3 separate regions of the Homo sapiens genome follow, and regions 1 and 2 are each linked to region 3. A link is a contact called in ENCODE Hi-C or POLR2A ChIA-PET data. All regions are on one chromosome and are shown on one strand. Each heading gives the region's core, a stretch centred on a gene start or an enhancer-like site at or near the end of the contact. The rest is flanking DNA. Distances are from core to core; before and after follow the strand shown.

The links. A loop is a pair of places that touch in the nucleus more often than their neighbours do. ChIA-PET counts read pairs that join two places held with the same protein, here RNA polymerase II (POLR2A). Pooled maps may share reads with other maps.
Region 1: a pooled map shows a loop between it and region 3 (2.3-fold over the local background). The contact joins the promoter of ST6GALNAC2 here to the promoter of SPHK1 in region 3. A Hi-C loop is called at or near these places in 1 of 50 pooled maps. POLR2A ChIA-PET finds 5 or more read pairs at or near these places in 5 of 52 experiments (H1, Panc1, T-cell and 2 more).
Region 2: a loop to region 3 is called in a pooled map, with 8 times the contacts of the local background. The contact joins the enhancer-like site here to the promoter of SPHK1 in region 3. A Hi-C loop is called at or near these places in 1 of 37 single-sample maps with no recorded cell type and 5 of 50 pooled maps. POLR2A ChIA-PET finds 5 or more read pairs at or near these places in 5 of 52 experiments (B cell, BJ, PC-3 and 2 more).

The regions. Positions count from the first base shown.
Region 1 is chr17:76,584,507-76,589,584 of GRCh38, forward strand. ST6GALNAC2 (ST6 N-acetylgalactosaminide alpha-2,6-sialyltransferase 2) reads right to left here and starts at 1,354. Exons shown (of 9, transcript NM_006456.3): 1 at 1,178-1,354. The coding sequence starts at 1,302. RefSeq lists silencers at 1,111-1,450, 1,501-1,790 and enhancers at 1,659-2,340, 2,341-3,021.
Region 2 is chr17:76,178,746-76,183,776 of GRCh38, forward strand. The region is part of intron 2 of RNF157 (ring finger protein 157); the gene reads right to left. Among named protein-coding and RNA genes, the nearest start is that of FOXJ1, 40 kb to the left of the region's middle. Within about 2 kb of position 3,591, at least 2 of the 41 ENCODE cell types and tissues checked have a DNase peak (open chromatin) inside an H3K27ac peak, as active enhancers do.
Region 3 is chr17:76,380,949-76,385,858 of GRCh38, forward strand. SPHK1 (sphingosine kinase 1) reads left to right here and starts at 3,661. Exons shown (of 6, transcript NM_001142601.2): 1 at 3,661-3,858; 2 at 4,503-4,706. The coding sequence starts at 4,697. RefSeq lists silencers at 2,299-2,588, 2,609-2,748, 3,329-4,028.

The DNA of each region.
Region 1 (5,078 bases), core at 104-2,603, 200 kb after region 3:
TCTCTCTCTGTCAACCAGGCTGGAATGCAGTAGTGCAATCACAGCTCACAGCCTCGAATTCCTGGCCTCAAGCTATCCTCCCACCTCCGCCTCCCAGAGTGCTGGGACTACAGGCGTTAAGTCACCGTGGCGGGGCAAGCACCCTTTGTTCTAAGAGTGCTGGACTCCTGATCACTGGCAAGCTGTTTCACATTGTTCTGCAACTTTTGGTGTATCCTTTGACAGCATCTGTGGAGACCAGATACTTATTTTGTTTTCATCCCGTTAGCCCCCCAGCAAGGTTGGTAGGGGGTGCGCAGATGGAAAAGCTCCAGGAAGGGAAAGGCTGGGGCTGGAGGCCTCTCCCTGAGGCTGCCGGGCCCTTCCCTCCTCCCAAACCCAGACTTCGCACGGCTTGGTCCGCCTTTCTTAAGCTAAGCGAAATCGTTTTGCGGCTTCTTCAGTCACCGGAACCACCACCTGCTAGAGGCCGGCTCCCAGGTTCTCCTCGTGGGACACCCAGGAAAGTGCCTAGGGAGGAGGAGGGAGTGGAGCGCAGGACGCGGCGCGGGGAGGAGAACGCGGATGGAGCCAGGAGTCACCCCTCTTTCCCTCGGGCGCCCGCCTCTTCGCGGATCGCGCCCGCACTGGGCTTATCCAGACACGGCGAGCGGAAGCCGGGGAGAAGGGAGCGGGCGCGGGGCGGACAGAGACCGCAGCGGGCGGGAAAGGCGACTGGCCGCGGCCCGACGGAGGGTCCCCGCGAAGTTGGAAACCGGAGACTTGGGCCCCTGCCCAAAAAGCAGAATCTGACGTTACCGAGGGAGAGTTCCCGACAAAAAAGGAAGTTTTTATCTGCTTCGGGGACCCAGCCAGATTTCGACAATAGAAAGTGTACTTATCAGGCCGGGGAGGACTTCACCAACAAGGGGCACCGGGGCGGGTCGCCAGTGCACAGGGGCGAGGTCTTCCTTGGACCCAGGCAAAGGCCGCGGGGTCCGGGCAGCGCGAGGTCAAGGCTGGGAGAGGGTTCTGGCGACAAAGGGCCGCGGCCGAGTCCTCGCTGAGAGCTGCCCCAGAGGGGTCCACGCGGAGGTTGGGCTGAGGGCTGCGGGCCGCCGGGGAGCCCTGGGCTGGGGACCCTCCCCGCGCCCTGGTCGCCCCTGCGCCCTCCCGCTCTGCGCTCGGCAGCCCCTACCTGGCTCCGGCCGCTGGCCCCGGGTACCGCTGCACCGCCGAGAAGTACAGGGCAAAGAGGAGCCCCGAGCAGGCAGCCGTGAGCAGGAGCAGCAGCCAGAAGAACGACCCGCGCGGGAGCCCCATACAGCCCCGGCCCGCGAGCGCCCCGTCCGCTGACGTCCCAGGCAGAAGGGAGAGAACCGGGTGGGCCGGGTGGCACTTGCGGAGGCGGCCGTCTTGCCCTGCCCCGCCCTGCCCGCCGGGTGCCTGCGGCGCCTGCCCGCCCGGCAGCTCCCTCTCGGCCCCGGCTGAGTGGCCAGAGGCTGCCGCACCCTCGGGAGCTGGGCGGCGGGTCCCCCGGGGCTGGAGTGTCGTCCCGGCGCCCAGAGCGCGCGCTCCTTTGGCCCTGCCCCCTGCCCGGGGGACTTCGGCAGCGGCCACTCCTGCCACTGCGCTCTCTCCAGAGCCCAGCCCCGGGAGGCCGCCAGTCTCGGGTTGGGCAGGGCGCTTTCCTCGCGCCGTCCGGGGCTAGCTAGGCGCGGGTAGACGCCGCCACCTGCTGCGCTGGCTGCGCTCTGCCCTCTGCGGGCCCGGCACTCGGCCTCTAGACTCTGTGGCGGGTGGGCGGCGGCCGGGAGGAGATGTGCCCGGCTCCCTCCAAAGGACCCTCAGATCTGTCAGTCTGCGGACGCCAGGACAGCTGGGAGGGGGCGGGCAGGGTGGAGGAGCAAAACCCGACAGCTCAGTCTCTGGGCTGGCGGTAGAGGGGGGAAAAGGGGGTGAGGTGGGGAGCTTGCCGTGATGGGTTTCGTGGGGGAGCTAAGGCTGTCAGCGCTTATTTGGTAACCATCCAGGGTGGCCAGTCCCCTCAATCGCATTGAGTTCCTTTCACAGAACGAGGCCAGTCAGAGAGACCACCTGAAATGTTCAGCACAACGGGTTCCCAAACTTATTGGCACCAGGGACTGGTTTCCTGGAAGACAATTTTTCCACGGAGGGGGGTGGGGGTGGGGGGGTTGGGGATGAAACTGTTCCACCTCAGATCATCAGGCATGAGTTAAGATGCTCTCATAAGGAGCCCGCAACCTAGATCCCTGGCATGCGCATTTCACAAAAGGGTTCGCACTCCTTTGAGACTCTAATGCCGAGGCTGATCTGAAGGAGGCGGAGCTCAGGCGGTAATGCTCCTTCCCCCTCCACTCACCTCCTGCTGCGATGCCCTGTTCCTAACAGGTCTCGGACCAGGCTTGGGATTGGGGACCCCTGGTCTAGCAGGCTCCAGCATCAGAAAGGGCTGGGAAGCTCAGCACCCGTGCTCTCTAAGTGGAACACTCCCTGGCAGTGAGTGATGGATGAGATGGGTGTGCTTCAGTGGCCACTGTTCGGCAAGCTGTGACATGCGGCAGGCTGTGACATGCCCCAGACTCCCAACTGTCAGCAGGCTGCAAGGATGAGAGGGACCTAGGCTACCGTGTCACGGGCCTTTGGCTCTAATCTGTTCTTCATGTATCCGAGGAAGTCTGGGTGCAGCAACAGGTACCTGTCTGATTGCAAGGCTTCCCGAAAACCTCCCAGGGCCTGGGCCTGTGGTCAGGAATGGCCATTCAGTCCATCCAGTCTCAGTACTCCTACCAAGTCAGGGTCACTGGAGGTCACTCACATTGGGCCAGTTCTTTCCTTCACCCCAAGACTGCTCAGCAGAGCCAGACTCATCTTGCTACCCCGCAGATGGGCACTACTTGGAATTTATGGTGTCACGACTTTCATTTCAATCTTTATGGGTTTACTTGTCAAAATTCCTGTAGATGTTACTTATCCCCTGATCACTGGCTTCTCACATTTCCTCAGACCTTCTCTCTGTGCCCATAAATATCCCTCCTAGCCCTTGCTCTCAGTAAGTGCCTTACCCTCTACTTCATGGAGAAAAGGAGAATCATTCATTAGTAATTTATTCAACTTCCACTTACAAACCTACAAACTTGGCCCCCACACACAGCCCAGCCTCTCCCTGCCGGGACTCTAGTCTTTTTTTTTTTTTTTTTTTTTGAAACAGCCTGTTACCCAGGCTGGAGTGCAGAGGCGTGATCTCGGCTCACTGCAACTTCCACCTCCCAGGTTCAAGCGATTCTCCTGCCTCAGCCTCCCCAGTAGCTGGGATTACAGGAGTGCACCCCCATGCCCAGCTTTTTTTTTTTGTATTTTTAGTAGGGATGGGGGCTTTACCACGTTGGCCAGGCTGGTCTCAAACTCCTGACCTCAGGTGATCTGCCCACCTTGGCCTCCCAAACTGCTGGGATTACATGTGCGAGCCACTGCGCCAGGCCTCAGGACTCCAGTCTTAAGAGCTGGGGAGAGGGTGCTCTCCTCCTGTGTGGGAGTTAACCCCCTATCTGTGTTAATAATCCAGGTCCACCTCCAATGCCTTAAATGGCAGTACTCCCCTCACACCAAGATCTCCTATCCACCCACCTGGAGTTCTCCTTCCTCCCATCTTCAGCCTCACAGGACCTCCAGGGTCTCCATCCTTCCCTTTTCTCCCAGTGGGCCAACCCTCTCTCAGCAGCTTTCTTTCCTATCTAGGCAGGACTCCCTGGGTTATAATCTGAGCTACTCCTGCATCAGTAACCCAGATTCTCTTGTGTTCCTGGCTTTCTTCCCAGCAAAACTCTGACCTGGATTCACTCTTGCCTCTGCCTCTCCTGTGCTGCCTGTCCCTGGCCTGGCTGAGTGCTGCAGGGGTCAGGGGTCAGGTGTAGCTCATTCCAGAGTGTGAATTGGGAACACAAGTTTGGCCTCAGCTGGCTCTCAACATCAGCCATTTCCTTATCCTTGCTCAGCTCCAGCTTCTATCCTGCTCAACAATGATTCTAGAACTTACTTCTTTCCTCAAGCCTCCTCTTTTCCCAGCCATACCTGTGAGAAAATGCAGCCCATCAGGAGTGACCTTCAACTTCCCATGCCCCCAAGTTCAAAGTCATCTTTTGTTAAGAACTGTGCAGATTTTGCTCTCCTTACAAGCTAACCAATGAAACTGCCATAGTTCTGTGGATGCTGGTAGAAGACACAAGACTACTGGATCAGAGACAAAGGACTTTATTACTCATGGTGCAGCAAGCAACATAGGCATCATGTTTGTGTCACTTCTCTTTACTCCTCAAGCCCCATGAGAGTGATACAGAGAGGCCCAGGTGAGTGTTGCACACACAATGGGTTTGCAGCACAGCTGAGAATCCCTGAGATAAGGAAACCAGAATCTTTTATAATGGGCTGCAAGCAAACCTGCTCTTGTCCAAGAGGGAGACATTATCTTTATTACGTTGGATAGTGAGGAAATCTGCCCTCTGCTCCAGAGGGAGGCACTATCTTTATCTTCCAAGGCAGTCTGCTGTACCAACAATCTTTTTTTTTTTTTTTCTTTTTTAGACAGAGTCTCGCTCTGTCGCCAGGCTGGGGTGCAGTGGCACGATCTCGGCTCACTGCAAGCTCCACCTCCCGGGTTCACGCCATTCTCCTGCCTCAGCCTCCCAAGTAGCTGGGACTACAGGCGCCCGCCACCACATCTGGCTAATTTTTTGTATTTTTAGTAGAGATGGGGTTTCACCATGTTACCCAGGATGAACTCGATCTCCTGACCTCGTGATCCGCCCGCCTCGGCCTCCCAAAGTGCTGGGATTACAGGCGTGAGCCACTGCACCTGGCCTATACCAACGTTCTTGAAAAGAGCCTGGAACAAAAGGTCAGTTGGTCCCTCTGCTCACAGCATGATCCTGCCCATGCACCCTCACCTTATTGCTCCAGACTCTCCTCCTTCCAGGGAGAGCCAGCCTCTTCACTGTGACCTCCCATTCTTCAGCTCTTGCTTCAGCAGCCCTCCCTGCCCCCTCTGCAAGGTCCTTATCACAGCCTATGAACATGCCCCA
Region 2 (5,031 bases), core at 2,341-4,840, 200 kb before region 3:
AGAAAACAGAGGTTGCAAAGAGGTTGAAAAACTTCTCTAAAGTCCCCCAAGTTTTAGGGAGCAGAGGTTATTTTTCTCTCTTTTTTTTTTCCAGTAACTAACATGTCTTAAAGGGAGCAGAGTTGAGGTTTGAACACGTTCTACCTTTATCTTTCCCCAAGACGCTCTGGATGCAGCTTTTTAATCTAGAGATGAGATTTCCAAGGATTAAAGTGCTGGTTATTAAAAGATCTGAAGACACAAATTTATTTATTTTCTCATTCCTTTCTAAAGTCAAGACATCAGATAAATGTTTGTGTTTGTCCACACTATCTCCTCAATACATGCACCATTACTAAGTTATATTTAAGACAAAAGGTGTATCCTGGCCGGGCACAGTAGCTCACGCTTGTAATTCCAGCATTTTGGGAGGCTGAGGCAGAAAGATCGCTTGAGCTTAGGAGTTTTGAGACCAGCCTGGGCAACATGGCGAGACTTTGTCCCCACAAAAAATGTAGAACTTAGTCAGCATGGTGGCACACACCTGTAGTCCCAGCTACTCAGAAGGCTGACGCAAGAGGATCACTTGAGCCCAGGAGATTGAGGCTGCAGTGAGCTATGATAGCATCACTGCACTCCAGCTTGGGGGAGAGAGTGAGACCATCCCAAAAAGGAAAAAAAAAGAGGCCAAGCGTGGTGGTTCATGTCTCTAATCCCAGCACTTTGGGAGGTCGAGGTGGGCAGATCACTTGAGGTCAGGAGCTTTGAGACCGGCCTGGCCAACATAGCGAAACCCCATCTGTACTAAAAATACAAAAATTAGCTGGGTGTGGTGGCACAGGCCTGTAGTCCCAGCTACTAGGGAGGCTGAGGCAGAAGAATTGTTTGAACCCAGGAGGTGGAGGTTGCAGTGAGCTGAGCTCATGCCACTGCACTCCAGCCTGGGCAACAAGCGAGACTCTGTCTCAAAAACAAAAAATAAGTATCTTATTTCAACCTAAAACCAGAGATCTCACTCATATGCTAACAGGTAAGTATGAAAGGAAAGAAAACTAATGCCTTCTTGGGACCAAGAAAGATGAAGCTCAGAACAGATTCAGGGCCAAGCATTTTTCTGAAGTACTCATGCACCAGTCCACTGTACTTAGCATTAGCAATCGTTTTCTCAGTTCATATCCACAGAGTTTCTGTTTTCTTTTTTAGAGTCTGCAAAGGGTAATTTTCTCAGCCCTAGGTCTACTGAGTAAGGGAGTGCATGGTGACAAGGAAGACCAGATAAAGTCTTTCTGATGTAAGCATCCTGGCATATCCGGAAACAGGAAGAGCTTCCTTTTCTGTCTTGCACACAACATGCCCCAGGTCCACAGACAGAGGGAGACTGAGAAGCTTTCTGATCTCTTACCTCAAGCTCAGTATGGATTTATAGAATGGCTTCCTGTTTCTCAGGTATCATTCTGGAGTAAATAAACCCTTAACAGCCTTATGAAGGACAACTAAATGCAGCTTCTAGAATCCTATTTCACTTTTTATAATGAAAACAGGCCTCAGATCAAGACTCATGAACAAAGAATGAAATTTGGTCTGCTCAGGGATTTGGGGACCAAACATTAAGTGTGAGTACCTTTACGACAGAAAAGCAAGGCACAGATCCCCCTAATCTATTCATCTAACCAGAAAACTCTGCCAAAAGAAAGCCCCTTTCATGGGGTAAAACTTGGGTAACCTGCAATTACAGCTTGGCAAATCATGAAAAAAGAGAATGTAAGGAAATATTTAACTGAGTATCTACTATGTGCCAGGCATTATGCTAGGTACTTTAGATAGATTCTTTTTGTCCCCCATTTTACTTTACATATTTTTTATCTTTATTTTTAAATTTTCGTAGAGATGGGGTTTTACTATGTTGCCCAGGCTGGTCTCAAACTCTTGAGTTCAAGTGATCTTCTCGCCTCAGCTTCCCAAAGTGCGGGGATTAGAGGTGTAAGCCACCACACCTGGTCTTTTTATTTTTATCTTGGTAAAATACACATAACATGAAATTTACTATCTCAATCATATTCAAGTATACAGTTCAGCGGCATTAAGTAACATTCACATTCGCATTATCGTGCGGCCATCACCGCCATCCAGCTCTAGTTTAGGTATGCTCTTATTTCACATTCTCGAAAGGAACAACATGCCTGCCCCTCTCACCAGCCTGTAAGTTCCGTGTGTATGCTGGAGGACAGTCCAACATGCCGGAGAAATACAGTAGCCGACTGAAAAATGAAGAATGTCAGTTAAACAAACTGACATTCTACAGATAAAGAAACCGAGACTCAAAAGATTCACGTAATCATCCAGGGTCCCAGAGCTAATGAGCAGCAGAACCACAATTTGAACCCAGGTACATCTGACTCCAAAAGCCATACTCTATTGCACTGCTTCTACTGTAGGGCAAGTCTACAGGCTCTTCTAATCCTAGGAGTGTTCCAGGGACCTGAGCAGAGTTCGGGGAGTCTGAAAGTTATACCATCATGGCAAACAGTACTGAATTCTGTGAAGGTTCTGGAAGCTAGCCAAAAATCTCCAATGGCGCCCTATGCTTAGATGGCAGTATGTACAAAATCATACCACGCACCACACTCCTTTCTATCTTTAACAGGAGTATCTAAGGTCTTCTTAGAGAAGAGCTTTCTTGGAGCACAGTATGACAAAATCTTTGTCTATAAGATCTAACAGTACCTGCAGAAGATACAAATGTACACTGAGGGCAGGGTGATGTCAGAGAACACTGCCAGCAGCCACAGCCACAATGGATACGTCAGTCAGCGTTTACCTTCCACCCAAGATGCTCAAAGATGTGTTACTGCCAGATAGTTCTAAAATATGGCGACTTCTTCACTAAATTGTTTTCAAAAAATGGTCGGGTGCGGTGGCTCACATCTAATCCCAGCACTTTGGGAAGCCGAGACAGGCAGATCACCTGAGGTCCAGAGTTTGAGACCAGGCTGGCCAACATGGTGAAACCTCATCTCTACTAAAAATACAAAAATCAGCTGGGTGTGGTGGCGTGTGCCTGTACTCCCAGTTACTCAGAAGGCTGAGGCAGGAGAATCACTTGAACCCAGGAGGCAGAGGTTGCAGTGAGCTGAGATCACACCACTGCACTCCAGCCTGGGTGACCGAGTGAGACTCTGTCTCAAAAAAAAAAAAAAAAAAGAATAAATAAATAAATAATTTTCAAAAAACAAAGACATTTACCCATTCATTCAGCACTCTCACTATATCCTGAGTACTGAACTAGGCCTGAGGGACACAGTGAAGAGTCAAGCAAACCTCTCTTAGTTCCATCTGTAAAGGGGCGTCAAGCTTGCATCTGGTGCCCTGCATGCTTGGATACAACATCCTCCTGGGACTGGGCTGCTGTGTCTGTCCTGAAGTAAGCCTGAATCTGAGAATAACTTAAATCCCAAACATCTCAAACCCAGAATGGAAGTAGAGTTGGGCTCAGCCAGAAGACCTCTTTTGGTGGACCTCAGGCGTTTGCTGACGAAGGCTCTGTGTGTTACGTGAGCAACTCCTCTTTGGCTTTTGACCCTGGTGCTCATCAGCTTCCTTTTACCAGCACATCACATCGGCAAAGCGCCACCTGGTGACGAAAGATGAAATTGCCAGACCATGCCCAAATGCAGGCCAGAAGGGTGCACGTGCATTCACATACACATGGGCACACACGCATTTAGTCTGTGTGTGTGTGTGTGTGTGTGTGTGTGTGTATCAATCACATGTCCTAGATTTTTTTTTTTACCATTCTGATTTCAAATATTACACTACTCCTACGGTTGTACTATTTTTGCTGTAAAAAAATATGGTCACAGTACATGTGAAAGGACATCTTACTCTGTGTGTAAATTATTAGGCAATTCCCAGTAGTCTACAAAAAAACACAATAATCCATTCATCCCATCCATAAAAATAAAGTTAACTTCAACATAAATCTTTTTTTAAAGTATATACTTTGTTTTCATTTGCTATTAGATTCAGGCCTCGTCTCATATATATATATATATATATATATATATGAGAGATATATATATGAGAGAGATATATATCCTATATATCCTATATATGATATATAGGATATATAGGATATATATATCCTATATATCATAATAATATGAAAACTATATTATTACCATCAATTCTCAGGTAAAGAAAGTATTGATATTGTATACTTCTGTTGGTTACTTTTCGCTCTTGTTGCCCTGGCTGGAGTGCAATGGCACGATCTTGGCTCACTGCAACCTCCGCCTCCCGGGTTCAAGCGATTCTCCTGCCTCAGCCTTGCTTCCCGAGTAGCTGGGATTACAGGCGTCTGCCACCATGCCTGGCTAATTTTTTTGTATTTTTAGTAGAGATAGGGTTTCTCCATGTTGGTCAGGCTGGTCTCGAACTCCTGACCTCAGGCGATCCGCCCGCCTCAGCCTCCCAAAGTGCTGGGATTCCAGGTGTGAGCCACCACGCCCGGCCTCACGTGGGAATATTTTTGAAAACTGCAGATCCCAGGGCCCTGTCACTAGAATTCTGATTCAGCTAGTTTGGGGTAGGAACTAGGAATCTGTATTTTAATAAACATTCCAACCAATTCTGATGCAGGTAGGTTAGAGACCCCACTGAAAGAAAAAATGCTGGTCTTCTGCAGCTAATAATATTTAATTATATACCAAAATAAATTCACATAAAGTTTTTTTTTGTTTTGTTTTTTAGAGGTAGGGTCTTGCTATGTTTCCATGCTGGAATGCAGTGGCTATTCACTGTGACCATAGTGCACTACAGCCTTGAACTACTGGGCTCAAGTGATCCTCCTGCCTCAGCTTCCCGAGTAGCTGGGACTACAAGCAAGTCATCACAGCTGGCTAATTTCTATCATTTCTTCCACATTAAAAAACATTTATGGATATAGAATAATTATAGCTTTCTACATTTATTAGCTGGGATTCTACTGTAAGGAAGAGCTGTCCTTTATCATTCAATTATTCAATTATTTCTTCATTTGTTTAATTATAAATT
Region 3 (4,910 bases), core at 2,411-4,910:
ATTGCTTGAAACCGGGAGGCAGAGGTTGCAGTGAGCCAAGATCGCGCCACTGCACTCCAGCCTCAGCCTGGGCAACAGAGCGAGACTCTGTCTCAAAAAAAAAAAAAGGGAAAGAAGTTGAGGTCAAGGAAGACCTTGAGGCTATGCAATTAGGGAGCTGAAATCTCCTAGGGAAGGTAGCTTCAGGGAAGGGTGAGATGGCAGGAATCCTCTCCTCATAAAAGCAAGTAATTTGCCATCTGGCAGCCTTGACTCCAAGTTTCTGGAGAGCTGGGACCAGGCCAGGTGAATGCCTGCTTTCTTTCTCGGGAAAAGAAAAAAGGGGGTTCTCAGGTGTGTCTCCCTGGGGAGGCTGCCCACAAGGAAGGGGAGGCTGGGGAAGTTAGAAAAAGTCTCCCACCTGTGAAGCAGATTACCTGCAAGCCAAGCTCTGGGTTGGTGATCAAATCAGACCTCTCTGCCGGCCCAGGCCTGTTCCCAGGCCCACGGTGGGCCTTGCTGAGCACAGCGGCTGCTCAGCTGTTTCCAGACTCAGGATGAAGCCTGGGGAGGGCTTGGAGCTGCTTCCTCTTTCTTTTTTTTTTTGAGATGGAGTTTCGCCCTGTCACCCAGGCTGGAGTGCAATGGGACGATCTCAGCTCACCACAACCTCTGCCTCCTGGGTGCAAGCAATTCTCCTGCCTCAGCCTCCCAAGTAGCTGGGACTACAGGTATGCGCCACCACACCCGGTGTAGAGACGGGGTTTGAGACGGGTTTCTCCACGTTGGTCAGGCTGGTCTCCAACCCCCGATCTCAGGTGATCCACCCACGTCGGCCTCCCAAAGTGCTAGGATTACAGGAGTGAGCCACTGCGCCCGGCCTGCTGCTTCCTCCTCCTCAGGGAGACGCCACAGCTCTGCGGCAAGCAATCCACCAGGCACCAGATCCCCAGATACCTGCCCTTCAGGGAGAAATAGCCTGGGATACAGAGAGGCCCAGAGGGGAGCTCTGGCTGGACTTGGCTTCTCAGCGTGGGGTCTGGGTTCACAGGTTTGCTTCTCTGCTTTGTGGGGAACTGGTTGGAGGCTTGTGCAAGCCTCTTCACCTCTCAGGGTTTCAGGCCCCCCCAACTCCTTCCCGCCTTGTCCTTTTTTCTTTTTTAAAAAAGGAAGTAAAGTACAGTGGGAAACGGGCCAAGCTGGCAGCTTGAGAGATCCAAGTGCCCGCCCCCCGACCCGCAACCGTGGGAAGGGGAACCATCTTGCTCTTGGCCAATCCTGCCTCTCTGAGCAGGGATGCAGCTGGGGGAGTTTCTGGAGATAGGATCAAATTCTTTAGAAAGGGAGAAGGGGAAAGGGGTCTGGAGAAAGGCAGCCTGGGTTGGGGGAAGTGAATGACAAGAATGAGGGGGGCAAAGGCCTTGGAGGTGAGGGGGGCAGGGGGTTAGGCGCCAGGGAGGACAGAGGACCCATTGTGCGGCCTGGAACCGGGGCCAGAGGGCTTTGCCCTTCGCCTCCCTCCCGCGGGGCCTTCCAGAGCCAGGAGGGGAGCTGGGGCCCGGAGGCGTTGGATAAAGAGCCCGTGCCCCGCCTCCCCTTGCCAACTCAGTTTGCAGTCAACCCCGCCCCCGCCCGCTCCGCGGACTCAAGGCTGGTGGTAGTGGGCCTGGAGGCGCAGGATCCGACCTTTCTGGGGCCCCAGGAGGAAAAAAAAAGGGGGGACCCTGAACCAGGTGGGCTTTATCACCACGAACTCACAGTGCTTCCCTGTGCCTCAGTTTCCCCTCTTCAGACTCTATGGCTAATGACAGAGCTTTTCAGATTTGGTGGAAATGCTCTCCGGGGCGGGGAGCAGACGGGGAAGGCTGCCCCAGCTAATCTCCGCAGCCAGTACCCTCGAAGGCTGAGATCTCGGGGAGCACAGCCTCCGATTCGCGTTTTCTAGGCACCAAAGTCCCTCGCTGGAGGAAGAGGAGGGGAAGAAGGCAGAGGAGAGGGGAGGGGCGGACGGATCTGGTCCTGGGCTCCCGCGCGGAGCCCCCTCCTCCCACAGCCGCCGCTCGCGTCCCCGCAGCGCATGACCGCGGCACTGCGGCTGCAGGGCTCTCTCCCCCGCCCGCGCCGGATTCCTGGAGCAAGGGGGTGGGGGGCTCGGAGGTGCAGGACCCATCATTCCGACACGCGCCGCGACGCCAGGAGTCGGGGATGACGCCCCTGCTCCCTCCCCTCGTTCCTGTTTCTCGGAGTTTTTCGACCCCTGAGCGCGTCGCTGAGTCACCTTCCCGGAACGCGCTCGGGACGCTCTGGACCCAGCGGGGACTGCCCGGGGGCCGCGCAAGGCGAAGGCGCACCCGCCGATACGCGCGCGGAGCTGCGGCCCCAGGGACCCCGCGTCCCAGCCAGTGCCCCCCGACCCGCCCGGGGACTCTCGGGTCCCGCCCGTCTGACCCCCCAAGTGTTGGGAAACGGGGCCGAGCTGCCTGGGTCCTCCGGAAGAGAAGACACCGCGGAGGCGTGCCGGAGTTCAGGGCGCCGCCCGGCTAATTGGCTGCGTGCTCCTCCTGGACCTGCCTCTTCTCGACTTTAAGAAGCGATGAGAGAGGTGTGTGGGGGCGGGTGGGGCCGGCGGGGGCGCGCGAGCCCCGCAGCCTCCCGCAGGGGCTTGGTTTCTCCTAACTCTGGCCCTACCTGGGCAGGTCACCAATGGGCCTTGGCAACTTCTTCCTCCGTCTCCGCCGTAACCCCCCAGGGATCTAACTCGAGGTGCTCGCGGACACGTTCTGTGGCTTGCCGCGATAAGTGTATCACAAACACACTGACAAACGCGTCCCTACTGGCCTCCAAAGAAGTGACAACTTCTGAGCGCGTTTCCGGCGCCCCTTCTTCACGCTGAGCCAGAGGGGGCGGGGGGCACGTACCACATGCTTGGCTTTCCAATCCCGACGGGGGCCCCCAGGCCCATCTACACTGTCAAGCCTCCTCTCCGGCTCGGAGCCCCCGGCCTGTCGCCTGCTCTACCCGGGACAGCGCGCTAGGCGGCCTCAGGCTCGGTAGCCCAGCTGCAGCGTCGGGAAGTTAAAAATAACCTCCGTGGGAGCGCGGGGGAGGAAGAAAGAGGGAAGCTGGTGGGCGGCGGGCGAGACGCCCCGGCCTGGAGAGGCGCCCCGGGTGGCGTGCGGGCCTCGAATTTCGGGTGGGCTAGGGCAGAGCGCGCAAAAGGGGCGCTGCATCCCGGCGCCGACAGCACCCGCGGGGGCGAGGTCGTGGCGTCGAGGTGAAACCAAGGGTCCCCCGGGAGAGCGGAGCCGCGCGCGCCCGGCGCTCGCTCCGACACGAGTTCGCGCGGAGCCCGCGCCTCCGTCTGCGCTGCGCGGTCGCTTTCGCGCGCCCCAGACACTGCGCTCGCGGCCGGGCCCGGGACTCCGCGCCTCGCGGCCTGCCGCCTCAGCTCACCCGGCCAGGTCGCGGCGCCGCCTTCTAGCCAGACGCCTAGGACGAGCGGCGGGGGCGCGCTTGCCGCTTCCTAGGACCCGGGCGGGAACCAGCTCGTGGCCCGGCCGTGGGCGCGGGCCGTGCCGGAGGCGGCGCGCTGAGGCCGGAGGCGGGCAGAGGCCGAGGCCGCGCCGGGCTCAGGTTCCACCCCCGGGAGCGCGGGGCGGAGCCAGGCCGGCGCCGAGGCTCAGTGCCCTCCCCGCTCCGCGGCGCCGGCTGCGAAGTTGAGCGAAAAGTTTGAGGCCGGAGGGAGCGAGGCCGGGGAGTCCGCTCCAGCGGGGCGCTCCAGTCCCTCAGACGTGGGCTGAGCTTGGGACGAGCTGCGTTCCGCCCCAGGCCACTGTAGGGAACGGCGGTGGCGCCTCCCCAGCAAACCGGACCGACTGGGTAGGGCCGCCCACCCTGCCTTCGCGCCGCTCGTGGCTCCTGTGCGGCCCGCCCTCGCGGGGCCCCGGGAACTGGGCCACTTGTCGCTTGGGCGAGAGCAGGCGGCAGCTGGTGGCCCGGTTCGGGCTTGGCTTTGGCGCGACCCGGGAGCGGCTCCCACGAGCGCCGCGCGCGTCGCAACGGAGCGGGGCCCTGAGAAGCGCGCGCCGCGGCTCCCACCGCTCTGGAGCTCCGGGCAGGGGACACGGCAACCTGGATGGCTGGGGCAGGGATCCTCTCCCAGAACTTCGTGCCCAGCAATGTCCGCTCAAGTTCTGGGATTTTTACGCAGCTGGACTCCCCTCCCCCTGGCAGCCCCGAGGGGTGAGGAGCTAGTCCGTCGGAGGGAGCCACGGGGCTCTGACTCATCCGTCGGGCCGGAACCGAACCCCAAGCCCCAGGGAGAAAGCCCCGGAGCAGGCGCCCTTCTCAGGGATTGTAGGCTTAGTCACACGGCGGGGGCGCCCTCGGAGGCACCGGACCTCAGCTCTCTGGACTTCCCGGGAACCTGGCTCCCCGCGCGTGGTCCCGGGATTTAGTCGGGCGCTCCCCACCTCTGGCAGCTGCGGCCCCGGACTCCGCCAGCGCTGTCTTCTCTCCCTCAGGTCCAGCCGCCGCAGGGAATGACGCCGGTGCTCCTGCAGCCACGGCTCCGGGCGGGGAAGGCGAGCCCCACAGCCGGCCCTGCGACGCCCGCCTGGGCAGCACCGATAAGGAGCTGAAGGCAGGAGCCGCCGCCACGGGCAGCGCCCCCACAGCGCCAGGGACCCCCTGGCAGCGGGAGCCGCGGGTCGAGGTTATGGATCCAGGTTTGTGGGGTTCCTGCTGGGAAGGGCTGTAGGGGGATTCCTGTTCCTCGCCAGGAATGATGGAACGCCCAGCTGGACGAAAGGGGCTGTGGACGATCGGGAGAAACATTATCCCTCACGAGGCCAGAAGCCGGCCGAATCTGAGCCAAGGAAGGGGGTGGCAGGGGCGCCGCGTCCCCACCCCAGGTCTCCCAGCAAAGGCCG